2 separate regions of the Homo sapiens genome follow, and region 2 is linked to region 1. A link is a contact called in ENCODE Hi-C or POLR2A ChIA-PET data. All regions are on one chromosome and are shown on one strand. The core of a region is the stretch at or near the end of the contact, and the rest is flanking DNA. Distances in the headings are between cores, read along the strand shown.

The links. A loop is a pair of places that touch in the nucleus more often than their neighbours do. ChIA-PET counts read pairs that join two places held with the same protein, here RNA polymerase II (POLR2A). Pooled maps may share reads with other maps.
Region 2: a map of heart right ventricle shows a loop between it and region 1 (7-fold over the local background). The contact joins two enhancer-like sites. A Hi-C loop is called at or near these places in 4 of 168 maps with a recorded cell type or tissue (Right ventricle myocardium inferior, gastrocnemius medialis, heart right ventricle and 1 more) and 3 of 50 pooled maps. POLR2A ChIA-PET finds 5 or more read pairs at or near these places in 1 of 52 experiments (HCT116).

Annotation. Positions count from the first base shown.
Region 1 is chr1:14,257,465-14,260,977 of GRCh38, forward strand. It overlaps a transcript of KAZN not described here. Among named protein-coding and RNA genes, the nearest start is that of KAZN-AS1, 160 kb to the right of the region's middle. RefSeq lists an enhancer at 1,848-2,347. Within about 2 kb of position 1,752, at least 5 of the 41 ENCODE cell types and tissues checked have a DNase peak (open chromatin) inside an H3K27ac peak, as active enhancers do.
Region 2 is chr1:14,302,835-14,306,347 of GRCh38, forward strand. It overlaps LOC124903847 (a long non-coding RNA gene), which reads left to right. Exons shown (of 3, transcript XR_007065475.1): 3 at 1-3,513. It also overlaps a transcript of KAZN not described here. Among named protein-coding and RNA genes, the nearest start is that of KAZN-AS1, 120 kb to the right of the region's middle. Within about 2 kb of position 1,616, at least 2 of the 41 ENCODE cell types and tissues checked have a DNase peak (open chromatin) inside an H3K27ac peak, as active enhancers do.

The sequences.
Region 1 (3,513 bases), core at 502-3,001:
TTTAGTTTAATTAGATCCCATTTGTCAATTTTGTCTTTTGTTGCCATTGCTTTTGGTGTTCTGGACATGAAGTCCTTGCCCATGCCTATGTCCTGAATGGTAATGCCTAGGTTTTCTTCTAGGGTTTTTATGGTTTTAGGTCTAACGTTTAAATCTTTAATCCATCTTGAATTGATTTTTGTATAAGATGTAAGGAAGGGATCCAGTTTCAGCTTTCTACATATGGCTAGCCAGTTTTCCCAGCACCATATTCTCACTCATAGGTGGGAATTGAACAATGAGATCCCATGGACACAGGAAGGGGAATATCACACTCTGGGGACTGTGGTGGGGTCGGGGGAGGGGGGAGGGATAGCATTGGGAGATATACCTAATGCTAGATGACACGTTAGTGGGTGCAGCGCACCAGCATGGCACATGTATACATATGTAACTAACCTGCACAATGTGCACATGTACCCTAAAACTTAGAGTATAATAAAAAAAAAAAACATTAAAAAAAAAAAAAGAGAAAAAAAAAAAAGAAAAGAAGGGGGAAGGGTAAGAATGGGGGAAAAATTAGACAATTTGATAGAAGCTCAGGCATTTATATGAAGTGCAAGAGACTGAACGGATGAAGAGAGAGAGGAGAGCCTGAGACCCTTCATCACGGTAGATCACAATGAACCCTCCACCGTCCCAAAACTGTCCCAAAACTGTCCCAAAACTGTATTTTGGGAAACATTTCAAGATTCTTTCTTTCTTTCTTTCTTTCTTTTTTTTTTTTTTTGAGACAGAGTCTTTCTCTTTGACCCAGGCTGGAGTGCAGTGGTGCAATCTTGGCTCACTGCAAGCTCTGCCTCCCGGGTTCACACCATTCTCCTGCCTCAGCCTCCCGAGTAGCTGGGACTACAAGTGCCCGCCACCACGCCTGGCTAAATTTTGTATTTTTTTTTTTTTTTTTGTATTTTTAGTAGACCACGGGGTTTCACCGTGTTAGCCAGGATGGTCTCGATCTCCTGACCTCGTGATCCACCTGCCTCGGCCTCCCAAAGTGCTGGGATTACAGGCGTGAGCCACTGCGCCTAAAAAAACACAGAGTTCAACTATAATTCTGGAAGAAAAGCTTCTTTTGCTATTCGTTTAATCTAGAATCTATACCAGGGAGAACCAAATGCATTGGCGAGTTAAGCTGCTTTGCTTCAGAATATTAAATTCATTTCTCAAATGTTTGACTTCATGTCAGTGGTGAGTTTGTCATCAGACCAGGCTGTGTTTAAGTCCCAGCTCTGCCTGCTACCTGTCTGTCAAGCCTCTGTGCAAGTTGCTTTTGTTCTTAGAATCTCACCTGGAATGCAGGTGACTACAACCTCGCAGGAATATGTAGAGATTAAATGATTTAATAGAAGTAAGAGAAGCTCACCTTGCTGTCTCCATGGTAAATGGTCAACACACGTTTATTGCATTGGCATCTCAATTTTGCAAAGTCCAAACAAAAGCAAAATGCAGAGTAGCTCCAAATTTGGAGGGATGGAAAGAGGAGAGGTAATCACGGGGCTGGGCGTCAGGTAGAGAGACTCAAAGGTCTGTCAGGTTATTGACATGTCCAACGAGCTGCGGGACAGATGAACAAAGGCACACTTTCAACTCGGAGTTGAAGTCACAAAGGCCGATGGTTTCTGCTTGGAGATGAGTGAAAGGTGGCTCACGTGGCTAGGCAGCATGCATGCCGGGCCCTCCTGGCTCCGCACTTGGTGTCGGATTCAGAGAGTATGCTGGGAGCACGTGTGCAACTCCACTGGGACAGTTTGTTCCAGATGTGCACAGCTGCGAGCCTCTGAGGGCTGAGGGCCAGGGCTTTCTGTAGGAAGTATATTGTGCTCCTTTCCCTTCCCCAATGGAGCTGACGGAGGCTTGCACAAGCTCCTGCTGTGCCGAGCTGGGACGGCGGCCATGGCACAGAGACAAGCACGTGATGTACCCAGGCGCTCCAAACATCAGCACCAAGACCTCCTTTTTAACAGTCCAACCCTCTGAGGCACGCCTTTGCCTTTCAGTCTTAGGAACATCCCAGCCTCACCCCCCAAGTGGCCTGGCAAGACCTCCGTCCATCACATTGGCCTGGCTGTGGTTCAGGAATCATCTGAAAGAGGCACATTCGTTGTGTTAGCCTGAGGTTCATCACCATTTCCAGAGGAGATGCTAGTAACCCCGGACATGAGACAAACTGCTTCCTTTGATGCATCCTCCTGTCTGGTTAGGAAATGGCAGAGGTAGGAATCTTTGATGCAGGGCTAGACACACAGCAGCTGCAGGGCCTTCAGAAGGCTTTGGAAAAACTAGAAGGTTTTCTCAATGACTTCATCCCACTTTACTTTGTGACAGTGACTTTGGGTGACCTTGTGCCTTTTGACTGGGTCCAGGAAATACCAGAGCTGCAGAGATATTGATCACTCTCCCCTTGAACATATAAATGGGCTGTTACCAAAGTGCAAGGTTTTATTAAAGCACAACGCAAGCGGATTTTTCTTTTGAAAATGGAACGGGGTTGTGGACTCTTTTATTCCCATTTATTTTCTGAGTTGGCTGTTATCACCGTTTTCAATTTCTACACTCCTGAAGTCGGTCTTCCTTGTGTCTTGACAAAAATTTCACGACCTCTTCCCCTTTCATTGTTTCCCCTATTTATTTATTCACTCAACAAATGTTTACTGAGGTCCTGTGATATGCCAGGCACTTTTCTAGATACCAAGGAGACAGCAGTGAGCAAAACAGACAGATATCCCTGCCCTCGTGGAACTGATATTCTAGTGTAGGAGGCACACGATAAACAAAAGAAACAAGTAAAACCTGCGGAATGTCCGATGGGGTAAGTGCTTGGAGAACAGGAAGACTTACAAGGGAGGGAGGATGGTCTGGACATTTGAGCAGAGGTTTGAAAGGGTGAAGTAACCACCCAGAGAGCACTGCAGATGGAGAGAACAGCAGGTGCAAAGGCCCTGGGACAGAGCATTTCGATGACCCGCATGGCTGGAGCAGGGTGAGCCCATGGGGACAATAGGAGAGAAGTCAGATAGGGGGATGTAGAGTTAGGTCCAAGGTTACAGCTGGATGGAGACATCATTAACTACGATCCACCTGAAAGACAGCCTGAGCCTGGAAATAGCTCCATTCTTTGTGAGCAATGCCACAAAGTCGTGAGTAAAGGACACGGGCCCGGCTGGCAGGCACCAGGCTGCTCAGCTGTGCACATTCCCACATCAAATTCTGTAGCAGTTCCTATTTGCCAGGCACTGTTTCTGCACTATGTATATAGTCGCTAATTTAACCCTCACCACACACTTGTCAGATGGGTACTGTTACTGCCCCATTTTCCAGATGAGGCTCAAAGCGGTTAAGTCGCCGTCACAGGTTTCACAGCTGGTAAAGTGAGGAGTTGGAATTGAAATGAGGCAGACGGCCTCCAGGGTGCATGCTCCCACTCATGGAGCCACATCTGCCTCCCTTGCTAACACGACAATGATACCTGTAGTA
Region 2 (3,513 bases), core at 366-2,865, 45 kb after region 1:
CCTTGCCTTGTTTTGTTTAAGGTTGAGCGACGTGAGTTGTAAGAAGGATGGTTTGATGGGGTTCAGTGTTAGCCTGGAACTGGTTGGGGTTACCTGGGTGGAGGCTGCAGCAAGGTGGGAACAAGATTGAATGTGATATTAGCTCACTGCATTTTTGTTATGTCTTTGCCTGTGTGTCCTGGCTTTTCACATCCCATCTTGCTTTAGCTCTTGAAGGTACATTTTTCTTCAAGTTCTAGACTCAACCTTCTTAGGACCCTATCCCTGCTTGGTGCTTTTAATGATTAAACAAAGAAGCCAAGAGGAAGTAGACGTCGGTGTTTCACAAAGTGTGGTCTATGGACTAGCTGTGTCAAAATCATCTGGCTCGCTTGTTAGAAATGCAGATCTCTGAGCCCAAGCCTTGACCCATGAAATCAGAGTCTACAAAGGTGTGTCTCACTCTGTTGCCCAGGATGGAGTGCCGTGGTGAGATCTTGGCTCACTGCAACCTCCACCTCCCAGGTTCAAGTGATTCTCATGCCTCACCCTCCTGAGTAGCTGGGACTAGATGTGCCTGCCACCACACCCGGCTAATTTTTTTGTATTTTTAGAAGAGACTGGGTTTCACCGTGTTAACCAGGACAGTCTCAATCTCCTGACCTCGGATCTGCCCACCTCAGCCTCCCAAAGTGCTGGGATTACAGGCGTGAGCCACTGCGCCCAGACGGGAATCTGCACTTTTAAGAGGCTGTCTAGGTCATCATTCTGATACACAACAAAGTATGAACCCTGACCCTCATATGTCCTCCAGGCTCTCAAATGTCCTCCAAGTTGGTCCCAGAATGAACAAGGCTCATCTTTGCTTACATCATTCTCCCTTCCCATTTATGCCTATCCAAACTCTGTCCATCCTTCAAGATTACCTTATCTCTCATGGCATATAAGAAGTCTTTTTTAGGCATCTCCAGCTTTCATTTGCTTTCTTTTTTATGAATCCAACATCCACAAGTCTTGCATTATTCTCTTTTCCATTTATCTGACTCTGGTCTCTTCAATGCAAATATAAGCAATAAACTCCTCAAATCCTCATTCTCTCCAGTGCGTCATTTATCTCAAGAGACAAGGAGAATGTTCAATAAACAACCCTTCCTCCAGAGTATACCCGACTCTCAAAATGTTAGCGAGCTTGTTTTAGACTCTGCTAAATAGCTCTTACCTTACCAACTTCAAGTATTGATGGTGGGGCTGTCTTGCCATTTGGAAATCACAGCTTCCTCCTAATATTTCTGTTTTCCCAAGGCTTCCCTTCCTCTGGGCATTTCCTTTTGGAGTGGTAGAAAATGGGCCCAGAAGAATTTGAATGACATTCTTCAGTTCAGAATTCATGCAAAGAGCTGTCTGGCTGCAGTAGTTTGCAAAGTGCTCAAAGAGTTTCACCTACCGATGTTCAACTTTCATCCAACATCTCCAAAGGACACTTTTCTTTGAGATTCAAAAACTTAAAGGGAAGGGTTTTAAGCTCAGCATATTCCTAAGGACCTGGTCAGGACCTTGAGAAAAGGACTTACCCCAGCTTAGACCAAAATATTCACAGGATGGCTCTGCATCTCTGTGTGCTGTTCAGCCTCTATTTCCATCCCACGAGGTCTGACTATCTTCACTAAGCTTCAATGAGCAACTGGAATTTTGGAAGCTTGCTAAAATCACATTCCGTTCTGAGGAAGTTTGGTCTATTTCTTGGCCTTATGTCAAACATTGCTATTTTTCTTTCAGAAGTCATCCATAAACACATGGACAATGAATTCATTTCAATGCATTTCCAATGATCCAGCAGGCTTCTGAAACCGGTGAGCTTCAAATGCATTCCCAGGGGTACATCTGAGTTTCGTATAACCACTCGAAATCTCTTTTCTAGTACATGTGGCATTACCACACCACAGTCTTAAGGCATGACATAATTTACTTTTGCATTTTCCGTTCATTCTTGAACAGTTCACCGAGCTCCTGGAACTCATAACAGAGATGTCAGCTGTGGATGTTGATGAAGCCCTAGGACTGTGTCGTCTTTCATCAGAACATTCTTTTAGAAGCCTTAAGAAGCATGATTGCTCTGCAGCCAAAGCTAGTTTTTTTTTTTTTTTAATTTTAAATAAGAAGATAGATCTATGGGCCTTTGAGAAAAGGATTCTCATTTTAAAAAATTAATAATACAACTTGTCTCCTCTGCTTTTCCACATACTCACACATCCCTAAATTTTAGAAAGGATATGTCTGCTGCATTTTCATTCCTCTGCATCAGCTACGGTTTTGTAACCTGGGTTGAATTCAGCATTCCTAGCTAGAAAATAGTCAGCTGAGGAAAAGACTGCCATCGTCTCTCCCACCTTGTCCAACTCAGTTAAACCCATGTCGAAAGCAGAATCTGCTTTCACTGTTGGAGGAATAAAATGCAAGCCATGATATCAACCCTACAGAAGCAGATTATATCTTGGAATTTAAGGATATTTTAGAGGGCCTGACAACTTCCTAAAATTGAATTCAAACATTTGAACATGTATACACTTGCATTTTTAGGGAGTGAAGATCCCTAGTTCTCACCAGATTTGCAAAGAGGTCTGTGACCCCAGAAAAGGTTGGAAAAAAAACAAGCAAATACGATCCTGCAGTCAAGATCAAACATGCCCATTTGCTGAACCAAAATACAGGATGCATCAGCTGTCAAGACAATATTAATTCTGAAGACAGGGAAAGGAAAGATCTGAACTCAAGATTACCCCAGTTAATCTAGGGCATATGGCTATCTGAATTCTGGGGAATGACATAAGGGAAGTCTGCTCTCCCTTTTTTTTTTGTTTTCTTTTTTTTTAATTCATGACACTTTCACTGATCATTTGGATGGCAGGGTATCGCTAAGAACCAGGATTATAAAGATGAACAGGCCTCAGGTCTGTTTTTAACAGGCTTATAATCTATGGTAAGAGGCAAGGCATTTAATCTCCTTTGCTTCTACGATTATGGCTCACATATGTTTGCTCTGCTCTAAGAAAAATGCATCAGAAGCACCTTAGGTTTGGCAGGTAGGGGCTCTGATGTTAACAGGATTGGGTAGAGAAGCTCTTGATGCTTCTGGAAACCCCATGAGAGTTTAGAAAACACGAACCTTGTCCTTCCCTCTGGAAAGCACTCTCATCTTTCCTGTCTGATCACTGAGCCTCCTCCCCAGTCCAGGGAGGAAACAATTTTTGTTGGAAGACATTAAATTGCTTGGCTGGCTGTTGTGGCCCTGGGTGAGATGAAGGCAGACATCGTTAATGGAATGTGTTGTCGCATTTTTTGGTGGATTGTTTTGAAAAGTATTTCACTGGAGAACATTAGCACAGCTTGGGCAAAAGTGCTTTGTGAAAAAATTAAATCCCCATATTTCTCTATCTCTTTCTGCAATTGCTCCCCTGATGTGCTCTCTGAAAGGGTATTTGGTAAAGGCCAATGTATTGGGGTTGACTCTGAAGGTCCGTGGACCACGCATGAGCT